2 separate regions of the Homo sapiens genome follow, and region 2 is linked to region 1. A link is a loop called in an ENCODE intact Hi-C map of the cell type or tissue named here. Cell type or tissue: breast epithelium. All regions are shown on one strand. Each heading gives the region's core, and the rest is flanking DNA. Links, peaks and the distances in the headings are about the cores only.

Region 1 (7,854 bases), core at 1,508-6,507:
CCATGTTGACCAGGCTGGTCTCGAACTCCTGACCTCAAGTGATCCACCCGCCTCAGCCTCCCAAAGTGCTGGGATTACAAGCCCCTGCGCCTGACCCAGCCATTTGCATTTTTTTCTCCCGTGAATTGCCCTGGAAATGCCATCTGCTCATTTTTCTTTGTCATTTTTATTTCTAATGTGTAAATATTCATATGCTAAGGAAAGTAGCCTTTGCTTATCACATTTGAGGTAAATATTTTCCCAATATCTTGATTGACTTTTAAACTTATGTTTGTGTGCGCATATAAAATATTTATCTATGTCTACGAAATCAAATGAATCCATTGTTTTCATTAGGATTTCTTTCTTTCAATGATTTTATACTTGGAAAGTTCTTTCTCTCTTTGAAGTTAGATTAAGATTTAAAAAATATATTTTAAATATATTTAATATTAAAAAAATAAAATGCATTTGCTTGAAAAATATATTTTTGTTTATAGTTTTATATTTTATATATCTCTTGATCCACCTGGAATTTAATGTGAGTTATGGAAAGCTCTATTTTTAATTACAGGAAATAATTTATGTAATTCATCTGCCTCTGAGTAATTTATCATACTTTGCTTATTATTATATTAGGTTATATAACAAGTTACATTTCTGGATTCTCCTTCTGCCCAATAGATGTACTATTGATGTCTTTTCTTACATCAATAGTACATAAATGTAATTGTTGTAGAATATCAGCTTGCACTGCATTCAACTTCAGTAGAAATCTGTACTAGGAAGAAGGCATTTTTTTTTTTCACTTTATAAAAGTCAACGGGCGAGTAGCCCAGAGCTGATTCAGCTGCTCAAGATAACACCAGAAACTGATAATTCTGCCTACTTCTCATGCTTTCAGACTCACTGGAATTCACAGCATCAGCTCCGTGGCTTTCCCACTCCCTGACCGCAGATCTTGGGACTTCTCCGCCTCCATATTGCATGAGCCAATTTCTTCTTATATACATATACATATATATGTATATATTTATAATATAAATATATTTGAATACTTTTTGTAGCAAATAACTTCCCTTTTCTTCCCCGTTCACCCTTACTGAGCCTTATTATCTGAGATAATAAACACCCTACTAACTTTAAAATGTAGGTAACCCCTTCAAATTTAAAGCAAGTTATGTGAAATCAATTATGTGAGTATTTAAAACAACTGCTATATCTACCTCTGTATCTCCATCTGGTTTCAAATTTCTCTGCTAATCCTTTCTAGTCACTTTTTTTTTACTCTCAAGCTCTTTCATTGTTCTTTAAATTTGTTTTTTCTGCCACTGAACATCTGTTTGTGACTTTTTTTGGTCTTCACGTATAAACTTCAGTCACGTGGGTTTTTTTGTTTGTTTTTTTCTACTGGGAGCTTTGGGTATTGCAGTATTGTCTTCTAGCATTTACTGATTTTAAGAAGCACTTTGGGGCCAACTTGATGTGTTTCTCTGTGGTAGACTGAACATTTTCTTCTGATTGCTTTTAGAGTCTTTTAATCTCCCCAAATTCTAGCAAAATATGTCTTTTTTGAAATTGTTTTTTCTCATAACATGAAGTACAGTCTCAATTTTTAGATTTAAGTTTTATTTATTTAGATCAGGAAAGCATCCTTCTATTTTGGGGGGTTGTTGTTTCTAAATTTCATATTTGTTACCTTTGGGAATCTTAAGATCTGTCATTTGGAGATCTTAAATTGAGCTGCCTTTTCTATCTTTTTCTACTTTTACTCTATTTCTGGAAGGATGCTTCCTCATTCAAAGTTAATTTTTTTCAGTATCAAATCTGTTATTCATGTCTTAAACTCCTTTTTTAAAATTGTGTTTTCCATGTTCTTTTAATTGTGGATTATTCTTTATTTATGACTAATTATTTTAACTTGATAGATGAAAAAATCTGAAATATTTTCTAAGATTTTTCACCTTCCTTTGTTAAATGTCTTTCAAAAGGAGTTAGCCTTTGTGATTCTTTTGAACCACAGCATCTCTTTATTGACACCATGATTTTTCTTCTCCTTTCCTAAAAGAAGGAGGTGAATGCTTATTTGGTGTGGTGTACCAGTTAGCAATTTCTGCATAACAAACCACTCCAAACTTACTGGTTTCATATAATGATGATATTTAGTTTATGATTCTGTGGAACAACAGTTTAGGCTGGACTCAGTTGGATGGTTCTTTGAGTTTTTGTTGGACTCCCTCATGCATTGGTGGTCAACCTGAGGTCAGTTAAGTGACTCTGATTCCGAAAGTTGAGTGGCTGCTAGCTAGAGCACCTCACCTGTTCTCCACAGCCTCTCATTTCCTACTAAGCTAGCTTAAGCTTGTGCTCATAGGAGGATAATGTGTCCAGGAGAGCAAGGACACACATGAAAGCACCTTTATACATTTCTGCTTGCATTGAGTTTGCTACTGTCTCATTAGTGAAAACAAGTCACATGGCTAAACTCAGCATCACAGTGGGGGAGGACTGCAGCATTACAGGGCAAGGGGGGTGAGATCACCAAAATAAACGTAAGATTTGAAAATTTTATGTTTTCATAAGGATGAGTCGTTTAACTTATTCCAGCTAGACAAAAAGAAAAGCAAGCAGAAATTCCAAAGTTCTGTTTGCGGTTACATTTTATACAAAACATGTGGTGTCTCAAAAGCATTAATTTCTCAAGTGATCTTTGAAAACACTGGGAATTAAGTGATTGGTCACAGACTTTGGGAATTCCAAAGTTTTTATTATTAGTAGTGTATTAATCAGTTTTCACACTGCTGATAAAGACATACCCGAGACTGGGAAGAAAAATAAGTTTAATAGACTCAGTTCCATGTGGCTGGAGAGGCCTCACAATCATGGCGGAAGGTGAAAGGCACTTCTTACTTGGCAGCAGTAAGACAGAATGAAAGTCAAGCAAAAGGGGTTTCCCATTATAAAACCATCAGATCTCATGGACTTATTCACTACCAGGAGAACACTATGGGAGAAACCGCCCCCATGATTCAATTATCTCCCACCAGGTCCCTCCCACAACACATGGGAATTATGGGAGTACAAGTCAAGGTGAGATTTGGGTGGAGACACAGAGCCAAACTACATCATTCTGCCCCTGGCCCCTACTAATCTCATGTCCTCACATTTCAAAACCAAATCATGCCTTCCCAATAGTCCCCCAAAGTCTTAACTCATTTCAGCATTAACTCAAAAGTCCAAAGTCTCATCTGAGACAAGGCAAGTCTCTTCTGCCTGTCTCTTCTGCCTGTGAGCCTGTAAAATCAAAAGCAAGTTAGTTACTTCCTAGGTACAAGGGGGTATAGGCATTGGGTAAATATAGCCATTCCAAATGGGAGACATTGGCCAAAACAAAGGGGCTACAGGCCCCTGGCAAGTCCAAAATCCAGCAGGGCAGTCAAATTTTAGAACTCAAGAATGATCTCCTTTGACTCCATGTTTCACATCCAGGTCATGCTGATGCAAGAGGTGGGTCCCCATGGTCTTGGGCAGCTCCACTCTTGTGGCTTTCCAGGGTACAGCCCCCACTCCTGGCTGCTTTTATGGCTGGCACTGAGTGTCTGCAGCTTTTCTGGGCATATGGTGCAAGCTGTTGGTGGCTACCATTCTGGGGTCTGGAGGATGGTGCCCTCTTCCCACAGCTCCATTAGGCAGCGCCCCAGTGGGGACTCTGTGTGGGGATGCCGACCCCACATTTCCCTTCCGCACTGCCCTAGCAGAGGTTTTCTATGAGCGCCCCATCCCTGCAGTAAACTTCTGCCTAGACATCTGAGTGTTTCCATACATCCTCTGAAATCTAGGTGGAGGTTCCCAAACCTCAATTCTTGACTTCTGTGCATCTGCAGGCTCAACACCACATGAAAGCTGCCAAGGCTTGGGACTTGCACCCTCTGAAGCCATGGCATGAGCTGTACCTTGACCCCCTTTTGCCATGGCTGGAGCAGCTGGGATGCAGGGCACCAAGTCCCTAGACTGCACACAGCAGAGGGACCCTAGGCCTGGCCCACAAAACCATTATTTCTTCTTAGTCCTCTGGGTTTGTGATGGGAGGGGCTGCCACAAGTTCTCTGACATACCGTGGAGACATTTTCCCCATTGTGTTGGTGATTAACTTTCGGCTTCTTGTTACTTATGCAAGTTTCTGCACGTGGCTTAAATTTCTCCTCAGAAAATGGGATTTCATTTTCTATCACATTGTCAGCCTGCAAATTTTCTGAATTTTTTGTGCTCTGTTTTCCCATTAAAACTGAATACAGGCTGGGCACCTGTAATCCCAGCACTTTGGGAGGCTGAGGCGGGCAGATCACCTCAGGTCAGGAGTTCGAGAGCAACCTGGCCAACATGGTGAAACCCTGTCTGTACTAAAAATACAAAAATTAGCCAGATGTGTTGATGCACACCTGTAGTCCCAGCTTCTTGGGAGGCTGAGGCAGGAAAATCACGTGAACCTGGGAGGTGGAGGTTGCAGTGAGCCGAGATCACACCACTGCACTCCAGCCTGGGTGACAGAGCAAGACTGCATCTCAAAAAAAAAAAAAAAAGAAAGAAAAAAAAAAACTGAATGCATTTAACAGCACCCAAGTCACCTCTTGAATGCTTTGCTGCTTAGAAATTTCTTCTGCCAGATATCCTAAATCATCTCTCTCAACTTCAAATTTCCACAAATCTCTAGGGCAGAGGCAAAGTGCCATCAGCCTCTTTGCTAAAACATTAAGAGTCACCTTTGCTCCAGTTCCCAACAAGTTCCTCATCTCTATCTGAAACACCTCAGCTTGGATTTCATTGTCCATATCATTATCAGCATTTTTGTCAAAGCCATTCAACAAGTCTCTATGGAGTTCCAAACTTTCCCACATTTTTCTGTCTTCTGAGCCCTCCAAATTTTTCCAACTTCTGCCTGTTACCCAGTTCCAAAGTCGCTTCCACATTTTCAGGTATCTTTTCAAGAGTGCCCCACTCTACTGATACCAATTTACTGTATTAGTCAGTTTTCACGCTGCTGATAAAGACATACCCAAGACTGGGAAGAAAAAGGTTTAATGGACTCACAGTTCCACGTGGCTGGGGAGGTCTCACAATCATGGCAGAAGGTGAAAGGCATTTCTTACGTGGTGGCAGCAAGACAGAACGAAAGTCAAGCAAAAGGGGTTTCCTCTTATAAAACTACCAGATCTTGTGAGACTTATTCACTACTACAAGAACAGTATGGGAGAAAGTGCCCCCATGATTCAATTATCTCCCACCATGTCCTTCCCACAACATGTGGGAATTATGGGAGTACAATTCAAGATGAGATTGGGGTGGGGACACAAAGCCAAACCATATCAAGTAGTGTCAGCAAAGTTTAATTTATTTCAAAGCCTTGAATGAAAGCTACATAATAATATAATGGAATAAATACACCTAAGTCCTCAACATATGAACCTGCCTAAATATAGGGAAAACTAAGGAAAGTTTTATTCTTCATTGAGAAGTTCTGCAAAGTCCAGTTTTAGCATGTCACACAACTGAAAGGACTAACTTAAATATCTTCCTCTTTAGAGAAGACTTAGACAAAGACTTATGCTCCAGAATTTTAAGAAGAAATCAAAGCAAGCTTGAATACATTTCAGAAGCTCTTCTAACTTAGAGAAGCTCTTCCACTTCTTAGTAAATAGTGCCATAGGATAGAGCTTAAAGAGCTTAGAAAGAGTCAGAAAGAAGGAAAATAAAGAGATACCTATATGGAGATGTGAAAGGATGTGGGTTTAGACTTACGGGATCATAGAATCTCAGTTTTAGGATGGCTGTACTGTCTGTATTTTCTCTAGGAAATCTTAGCCATATGATTATACAACTTTTTCTTGAGGACCTCAGTAATATGGAGAAAACACCGTGACTGTATAGATTATATCAGAGAGTAGAAAGACTGGCTGGGTGCCATGGCTCATGCGTATATTCCTAGCACTTTGGGAGGCCAAGGCAGGCGAATCACTTGAGCTCAGGAGTTCAAGACCAACCTGGGCAACATGGTGCAACCCCATCTCTACAAGAAATACAAAAATTAGCCAGATGTGTTGGCATGTGCTTGTAGTCCCAACTATTTGGGAGGCTGAGGTGGGAAGATCACTTGAGCCTGGGAGGCAGAGGTTGTACTGAGTCATGATCATGCCACTGAATTCCAGCCTGGGTGACAGAGTGAGACCCTGTATAAAAGAAAGAAAGAGAGAAAGAAAGAAAGAAAAAAGAAATGAAGAAAGGAAGAAAGAAAGAAAGAACAAAAGGAAAGAAAGAAAGAAAGAAAGAAAGAAAGAAAGAAAGAAAGAAAGAAAGAAAGAAAGAAAGGAGGGGGGAGGGGAGGACAGGGGAGGGGAGGAGAGGAGAGGAGAGGAGAGGAGAGGACAGGAGAGGAGAGGAGAGGAGAGGAGACCAGCCAAGAAGCATAGAATCAAGTTAGGAGTTGAGGAAGTTGACTGTAGTAGTCAAGGAGGTCCAGGCCAGGGCAGGGGTTGGGCTGTGGAAATGTGAAGGAAGGAAGGAGAAGTATATGAGGCAGATGTTGAAAAATGAGAAGCAATTGAGTTTAGCAACTTACTGCAGCTAAAGTTCCCAGGGATGATAGAGACTTGGGTGGTTTTGAATTTGCAATGTGAATGATTGGGAGACAGAAATAGCATTATCTTGATTGTTTATGGGGGGAGAAATAACGAGGAGTTTTGGAAACATGCTGAGTTTGAGCTGGTGAGGCATCCATGTGATAATGCCCATTGGTTATTTTTTATATTTTTAATCCCAAGATGCAGTTTTCTTCTGCAATCATAGGTATGACTCATAGAAGTCCTTATTTTTAGAAATGAAGCACATTAAAGTGGTTAGTTATAGGATTTAACAACCTAACATAATACATTTTTCAATGGTAGAAAAATCACCAAAAATATCATTGACAAGCGGAAAATAAACCAGTCAAAAACATTATTTTCATATCCTTTTATTTTCTAGTCAAGTGTTTAATCAGAATTGATTTGCTTTCAGTGGCTCAAAGCAACTATCCACTCACCTCTAGTAAACATACAGAAGCAAAAATCTCATTGAGGGTGAATTGACAGAGTCCTCTGTACAAATAAAAAAGAAAATGATAAGGAAATAAGAGTTTTGCTATGTCTAAAGAGCCTTCAAAAATCAATTATTTACATAAAATTAATGTAAAACTTTAAAATAAATTATTCTTTAAAATTTCAGTTTTATATATATATATTTTAACCATATTTCCTCCACAGGTAGTCTGTTAAATAAAGCACCATTTACAAACTGCCAGGCCACAGCTAAAGAGGATTCTTTACAGAATCAAATTTCTTGTGGTTGTTCCGTATACAAGTAAACTTAATTTTGATAATAAGAACCATAGCGATAGGAAGCAATCTGCCTCTATGAGGTACAAAACTGGCACAGAGGACACCATATTATACACAGTAAAAATGTTGTAAGTTTAAATTACATTGTACAGGGCTAGGGAACCCTGTTCTTCCCAGACAGCCATATTAAATGAAAGCCACTACAGTGAACTCTTAATTACATAAAACATATCCATTATCTGATTGTCCTTTAGGAAGTGTACTGAAGATGCAAGTTTTTTTCATCTGGAGTTCTGCCTGACCAAGAATTAAGCCTATAAATCTATCTTGCCATTCAAGCAGAGAGCACTGGACAAACTGAAGCACAAAAATAAGTAAGCAAAACTTGTACAAACAGCATGGGGGTTGGGGGTGAGGGACTTAAAAGTAGACATGCCACACCTAATGTCAAGAAGCAGCTTGGTTTCCTTTGCCAGATGGTCCTACACAGGGTATCTAAAATGTC
Region 2 (7,854 bases), core at 901-5,900, 66 kb before region 1:
ATATGGAAGCGTGAGTCTCAGCACAATTTCTTGGGAGGAGGAGGAGAGAATAATCTATCTGTTGGCTCCTTCCTTTCTCCTGCTGCCCATTGGCCAAATCCAGCCCCCACCAGCACAATTGGATTGTCAACTTACCTACATTTCTAGGTTATTTTTGCCACAAGAGTGCTGGCATTGAGTCAATGAAAGGGCATGAGCCAGAAACATTAAATACCTGTCTCTCTGCAACATGCAGCTTTGAATACCCATCTTGGAAAGTCAGTGGGTTGGGTGGTTTAGGAGGCCTCTGGCATCTGCACCTTAGCATTGACAGGAAAGCTTAAGGGTGGGAGGTGAGGGCCCTGCGGTGGGAGGTGCGACATGACACATAGCCTGGTCCTTCCTCGAACTACACGGGACTTCAGGACTAGCTGCTTGCTGCAGCAGGGTCAACTGCTGAGCAGCTCCCCTGAGTGGGCAGGGACGAAGCTCAGTGGGCAAAGATGGACATCTTCTCTCTGTGCCAACAATAATGCCATTGGGTGCCAAGCAATCTCCCTGGAGAGTCACCTATAGCCCTGAGCAGAAAAATCATAGCCAACCAGATCTGAGAAGTACATGAACTGGGTCTGGTATTGTGAGAATAGGATATGGGCTTTCAATAATTCATGAATGTAGAGGGATGTAAAATCGGCTCTCAACACAGGTTTTTTTGTGTGTTTTGTTTTTTTTTTTTTTTTGAGATGGAGTCTCGCTCTGTCGCCGGGCTGGAGTGCAGTGGTGCGATCTCAGCTCACTGCAACCTCTGACTCCCGGGTTCCAGCGATTCACCTGCCTCAGCCTCCCAAGTAGCTGGGATACAGGCACGCACCACCATGCCCAGCTAATTTTTGTATTTTTAGTAGAGACGGGGTTTCACCATTGTTGGCCAGGATGGTCTTGATCTCCTGATCTCATGATCCGCCCACCTCAGCCTCCCAGAATGCTGGGATTACAGGCGTGAGCGACTGCTTCCGCCCGGCCTCAACACAGTTTTGACCTGGGTCAAGTTTATTTTTAGTGCCCTTCGGATTAAAGCTCAGGAGAAAGGTTGGGTTTAGAGACCCTGATTTGCAGAATTAGCTTGTCCTCTGTCTGACTTTAAAGGCTGTTTTCAATCACATCGCGGTGCCTACTGCCTCAGTACAAAGATGGTGCCAAAGCCACGGGATGGAATACCACGACCCAGAATGAGCAGGGACCAGGACTCCTCGTACCTGAAATGATGGAACAAAAGGCTATGGAAGACACTGAAAACTAAGGTCTTAGCAACAGAGAGAAAGCCAAGAGAGGTAAATTAAGACATTAAGAAAGAAGAGATTTTCAAATTAAAGGAAGGGATCCTCAGTGTCAGATGATACAGAGAGGCCAAGTAGAATAGGAAGAAACAAAATAACAGAATTTTGTAACTGCCGCTCTGACCAGAACAATTTCTGTGGCAAGATGCGGACTAACTAAAAATATTGCTGAGTATTGAGCAGTGTGATGAAGTGAGGAAATAGAGCTATTTTTTAAAAAAATTTTTACTTAAAAATTGGCAAATAGGAAAATAAAAGTTTTGGTACCTTGGTGGGAAGGGGGAAATCAGAGTTGAAGAAAGTTTTTTTCAAAGCACAATTCATTTATTCAGTCTGCTGTGATACTGTTGGGTTGTTTCCAGCTTTTTGACAATTAGAAATAATGCTGCTATAAATATTCTTGTAAATGTGTTTGGGTGCATATGTGTTCCTATTTTGGTTGAGCATCTCTAGCGATAGTCATGGTGCATTTCAATATTCAATCAATAACTCAGTTTACTGATATGTCAGTTACATCATGTTGACAAACCATCTGTTACCTTACTATTTATGTAAGTTTCTGTTCTGTTAGTTACTGATGGAGGTGTCTTAAAACCCACAGTACGTTATTGAGAACTGTGTCTCCTTTTACTTTTGTTAATTTTTGCTGTCTTAGAAGAACATACAAATTTTGAATTGTGTATTTAAACATTTACAGATTTAGAGCTTTTTTATATCTTCTTGGTAAGTAGAAATTTTTATTGCTATGAAATTTCCTTCTTTATCTCTAGTAATATTTCTTATCCTGAAGTGTTCTTTATCTGATATTCACTATCTGTTGCTCAGGGTTTGGAAGGAATATCTTTTTCTACCCTTTTACTTTCAATCTTTCGATGTCCTTATATTCAAGACTTATCTCTTGGAATCAGAATATGTTTTAAAATCCTATTTTCTCTGATCAAACATTGCCATTTCTAAAGCATTTAGTTCATTTATGTTTATTATAATTATCTAGAAGCAAGGTATTTTTAAGATAGTGGAAGCATTTATTCTATTTGTGGGCAGGAGGGAAGGAAAAACTAAAGAGATTGAAAACTAAGTGAAGGAAAGAAAAATCTCATCTTAAGTAGCTGCCAACCTGTCTTTCCCTGGAGTCCCCTATCCCCACATTCTTCTATGTCCACTTTGTCACAGCTTCAAGGGGGCAGCTTTCCCAGATCCTGCTAATGCTGCTGTTCTGATTAATTTGGAACTTTGGAAGAAGTTTATTTGGAGTGGCAGAAATAATGACTTTTTTTATTTATCCTTCTGACTTTTGTCTTAATATGTAATCCAATTTTATCTAATTTTTTTTCACACAAGCTGGTACTCCCTGTACCTACTATGTTATAACCTTCCCTTTATTTATAGAGTGGCTAATTTAGTGAGCACTCACTTGTGTTTGTTGCATGGTGGGATGAAAGGGGAAGGGGCATGGTTGGGAAGGAGGCTGGATATATTGCCTGGGCACTGAGCTGTGCAGCCTATAACAATGGAGAGCTTGCGATTCTCTGATGTTCAAAAGCTGAGGCTGACCTTCTCTTGGCTGTACTGTTTGCCAGCGTTTCCTTAGTCAACTCCCAAATGAGAGCATCCTTAGCAGAAACTCCTTGCTACTTGGTGAGACAGATAATCCCAGTGGTTAAATTCATGGGCTCTGAAGCCACACTAGTTTTAAAGCTTGGCTCTCTTCCTTATAATCTGTGTGATCTTGAGCAAGTTCTTTACCTTCTTGAGCCTTCATTTCTTCATCTGTAAAGTGGGGATAAAATGATACTACTTTATGTATTTTTAATGAGGAAAAAATGAGCATACATGTTGCGATGTTAATTTTACCTGCCATAGTACCCAGTTATTTAATTAAACAGTAATCTAGGTGTTGCTCTGAAGGTATTTTGCAGATGTGGTTAACATCTACAATCAGCTGACTTTAAGTAAAGGACACTATCTTTATCATCTGAGTTGGCCTCATTCAATCAGTTGAAAAGCCTGAAGAGCAGAACTGAGATTTCCAGGGGAAGAAGAAATTCTGCTTCAAATTCTGCTTCAGCCTGCTGGCTGCCTATGGATTTTGGACTTGCCAGCGTCACAATGGCATAGACCAGGTCCTTGAAATAAGACACAATCTGTATTTATATCCTAGTGGTTCTGCTGCTCTGGAGAACCCTGACTAATACATATGCACAAAGCCTCTGGCACAGTGCCTTGCTGGTCGTCAGTCCTCAGAAAGTGTTGGCCTACCGTTATTATTTTATGCATATCTGATTAGCATAGAGAATGCTTTCTGGAAGCATGAAGCTGTTGGAGGATAATCCCTACCAAGAGGCAACCTCAACAGTCATTCATTCTTGTCATACCTCCTGCAGTTGTGAGCTGCCTCTGTTCTGTTTTATTTTGTTTTTCCTGTGCTATGATGGTGCTTATGATGCTCTTCATAATATCACAGGTCTTGCACCACTCCCCACTTGGCAGCTGATGTGCCCCCTGTGCTTCTTTGACATTTCCTTGAAAAGGCCACTGGCCACCAAGCTGCACTTCAACCTCAGCCTCTACCTCTTCCATCCTCTGCAGCACCTGTGGCACCGTTGCTTGTGTGCCCTTTGTGGTTGTTTTGTGAGTCAACGTTAAACCCTAGAATATTCCATAATGGAAGAAAGAGCAACCACAGAGAGTTGAACTTCATCCTGACGAGACAAAGCACCCTATGAGATGTCAGTTCATGGGCTGAGAGCTTCGGATAGCGCTTTATTTACTGCAGTCACTCTATACAAGAAAATATTTTTGTAGGCCAAAAAGATTGAATATTGGTAACTTCATATGCTTCACCCTAATAATTGCACTCTTCCTTACTGGAATGGATTTATAGTCTCTCTCTATATTTTTAATTAAAAGATGTTTCTATGACCAGAGTATTACAGCAAATCAGTGCTGTATAGGACTGCACTAAGCAACATACATGTGTTGTTATTGTTGTTATTCTCATTAGACTTTATAGCAAAAGGCAATCCAAGAGCGTCACAGAGTGAGTCTTGGCCTGAACAGGCCACTTTCCTGGTGTTGGTCTCTTGGAGATGGAGTAGGTTCAACGAGGAGGCATGGGAAGCTCTCTGATCGTCATTACAGACAGGCAGGCTTGGAGCAAGCTATGCCTCCTGCCCAGAGAACCATCGCAGAGCCATTTGTTTGCTCCCCTGAGTATTAGGTGTTTTGTTAGCAGCTCTTCTCTGCCAGTGAGTGGTTTTCATTGTTTTGTGAATTTTTAGTACAGATGGTATCAAAGGCTATGTGGCAAGATGCTAAGCATATACTTACATAGGCTTTTGCAAAGTAGAAAAACATTGATTTTTAGTCATTAAAAATCTTACAATTCTGTCTTATGCATCACACCGTCTACAGAGGCTATTGAAGTGCCACATCCTTACTGGATGCTCAGTGAAAATGTAAGCTGCCACGTGATGTAGTGGTGTCAAGGCCTTGACGTTTAGCTGAACTAACCAGGCTTAAGTCCTAGTTCTGTTACTGAATAGTTGTGTAACCTTGGGTAAGTTAACCTCACTGTGACTCAGTTTTCTCACTCAAAATGGGGACAGAAACAGTCCCCTATCTAAAAGGATTGTAGTGAGATAATATCTGTAAACCATGGTGCTATGAATATAAAAAGCATAGTATGTGCTGACTATTGTTATTAAATGAATGACTCTTAGTACACAGGAGACATTTTAAAGTTCAAATTGTGTGACAAAGAAGAAATACAGTACCGAAAGCAAACAATATACAAGATGCCCAAACTCAAAAACTATACTATTCTTTTTCTTGTCTTAGGATGGTATTGGTCACTGTGTGCTATTATGTAGGTCATAGACTAGCTTAGGTCTCAAGAGGACTTTTGTTACACCGTTTCTGTTCTAACCCATTTCTTCCGCCTAGCATTTGATACCTCTTTGACAAATGCCTGAAGTGGCTGATGTGATCATTTTCCTTCCTACTGACCTGTGGCTGTGGCATTGATATTGTTCGTGGGGCTCCATCAACAAGGTAACTTGACAGGTACATCCAGATCTACCCACTTATCCTGAAATTAGAGACTGTATCTATGCATTTTGTCCATAATGAGTTAAAAATGAATATATTTTGCTTCTTTTGTTCTTCCATTGCTACCTGGCATTTTAGAATCTGACAGTATATAATCATAGGATAGTATTATTCTGAACTACTAGCTTCTTTGAAAGGCATATCTCACAAGAACTCAGAGGAAACCTAGACATCTTTATGAGTTCTTTTCAAAAAATGTCTTGGAGGAAGCTTGGGATCTCAACAGTGCATGATTTTTCTCACTGCTCTGAAAACTACATTCAGATTCACTCCAAAGCTACAGAACTTGCATCAAAGAATTCAGCCCAAGAGGAGAGAAATGGCCCTTTCAGCAAAAGTGATAAAAATAACCTAAATTTCCAGGGTGCCTTTCCACTGAAGAACTCATAAAGCCTTTACAGGATTTGGTGAAAGGATTTTTATCCAGAAGGGTTCCTTTTCTTGGGTAGCATTTGATTGATAAAGTTTCTCAAAGTTCAAATATATTTCTGAATGTCTTTCTCATCTTTTGTTATTGCGTTTTCTGCTTGAACGCATTTCAATTTAACTTATGGACATCTATTCTTTTAAAGAAAAAAATCAGGGCAAGAGCTGAGTCACTTTTCTTAGTTGTCTCATCATTGAGTTTCTCTGGATAGCATTTTCTTCCCAAGTCCTTTTTTTCTTGTTCAGCCACTTCTAACTTCATCTTTCCACTGCATTTCAATCATTCCCAGCCAGGGCCAATTAGCTGACAGTGCCTCACTCCGGGGCCCAGGGCCCCAATTAACAGCCTTGTGTTTTAATACAATGTCCTATTCCATTAACTAGTGTTCAGAACCTTCGGCCTTGGCTCTACCAGAAAGTTGAATCTTTTGTTTCCTCCCATTGTGCGATGGTCAGTCTTATTACCTGTAACTCCTGGCCTTTCATTGCCTGCACATATACAGCTGTCCTTGGAACAACACAGGTTTGAACTGTGCAGGTCCACTCACACAGTTGTCTTCTTCCTCCTTTGCCACCCCTGAGACAGCAAGACCAACCCCTCCTCCTCCTCTTCTACCTACTCAATGTGATTATCCCCTTGCACTTAATGAAGAGTAGATATATTTTCTCTTCCTTATGATTTTCTTAGTAACATTTTCTTTTCTCTAGCTACTTTATTATAAGAATACAGTAATGCATATAACATACAAAATATGTGTTGTTTATATTATTGGCAAGGCTTCCAAGCAACATTAGGTTATTAATAGTTAACTTTTGGGGGAATCAAGTTATACATGGCTCTTTCACTGCACCTGGGGTCAGTGCCCCTAATGCCTGCATTGTTCAATGGTCAACTGTATTTGTTTGTGGTGTTAGGGGAATCAACTTACATTCCTATACCCCTGAGTTATCAACTTCTTAATGTTTTTCAGCCTTTCGTTAATTTCATACGCATTATCCAAATTTTCCAACTCTGTTTTAAGTCAAGTATTTTATTATAAAAACAAGTATTTCTATTTTCAGACTCTTTATTTTTTCTATTATTATTATTATTATTATTTTTGAGACATGGTCTTGCTCTGTTATACAAGCTGGAGTGTAGTGATTCTATCTTACCTCACTGCAGCCTCAAACTCCTGCTCTCAGGCAGTCCTCCCGTCTCAGCCTCCCAAGTAGATAGAACTTGGTGGGCACCCCCACGTCTATTTTTTTTTTTTTTTTGAGACTGAGTCTGTCTCTGTTGCCAGGCTGGAGTGCAGTGGTTCGAACTTGGCTCACTGCAACATCTGCCTCCTGGGTTCAAGCGATATTCCTGCCTTAGCCTCCCAAGTAGCTGGGACTACAGGCGCATGCTACCACACCCGACTAATTTTTGTATTTTTAGTAGAGACAGGGTTTCACCATGTTGGCCAGGATGGTCTCAATCTCTTGACCTCATGATCCGCCCACCTCAGCCCCCCAAAGTGCTGGGATTACAGGCATGAGCCACCTCATCCGGCCCCGTGTCTAATCTTTAAAAAAAATTTTGCAGAGATGCGGTTTTGCTCTGTTGCCCAGGCTGGTCTTGAACTCCTGGCCTCAAGTGATCCTCCCACTTTGGTCTCCCAAAGCGCTGGGGTTATAGGTGTGAGCCACCACATCTGGCCTATATCTTTCTATTATAAGAGCTGTATATGTTCATCATAAAAACAAGTTAGAAAAAACTTTCTGTATGTAATCCTACCTCAGAGAGACTAACAATGTCCCCCTACTTTTCTTTACAGTTTCGTTGTTGACCCCCAAAAATCAAAACTGGAGTCATTCCTTATAGGAATGAATTTTTAAAAAATCAGAACTGAAAGAAGCAGTACACTTGGCATGATGTGCCAAGTATTTATAAATTTTGTATCGATTTTGTAAAAAACTTATATTATTTTGTGACTGTTTCCTCTGGTCTTATATCCTCCAACAACTCCATGAGTTT

The links. Hi-C counts contacts between places; a loop is a spot of excess contacts. Peaks named below come from ENCODE experiments on the same cell type or tissue, not always from the same donor. Only the 100,000 strongest peaks of a DNase experiment are listed, where the experiment ranks them.
Region 2: it touches region 1 in a loop (30-fold over the local background); 1 of 110 quality-filtered maps calls a loop at or near these places.

The regions. Positions count from the first base shown.
Region 1 is chr13:31,475,590-31,483,443 of GRCh38, forward strand. No RefSeq gene overlaps it. Among named protein-coding and RNA genes, the nearest start is that of RXFP2, 260 kb to the right of the region's middle. In breast epithelium, for the core only: no CTCF peak of the experiment used is centred there; no DNase peak of the experiment used is centred there; H3K27ac peaks cover 551 bases.
Region 2 is chr13:31,410,192-31,418,045 of GRCh38, forward strand. No RefSeq gene overlaps it. Among named protein-coding and RNA genes, the nearest start is that of B3GLCT, 210 kb to the left of the region's middle. In breast epithelium, for the core only: no CTCF peak of the experiment used is centred there; no DNase peak of the experiment used is centred there.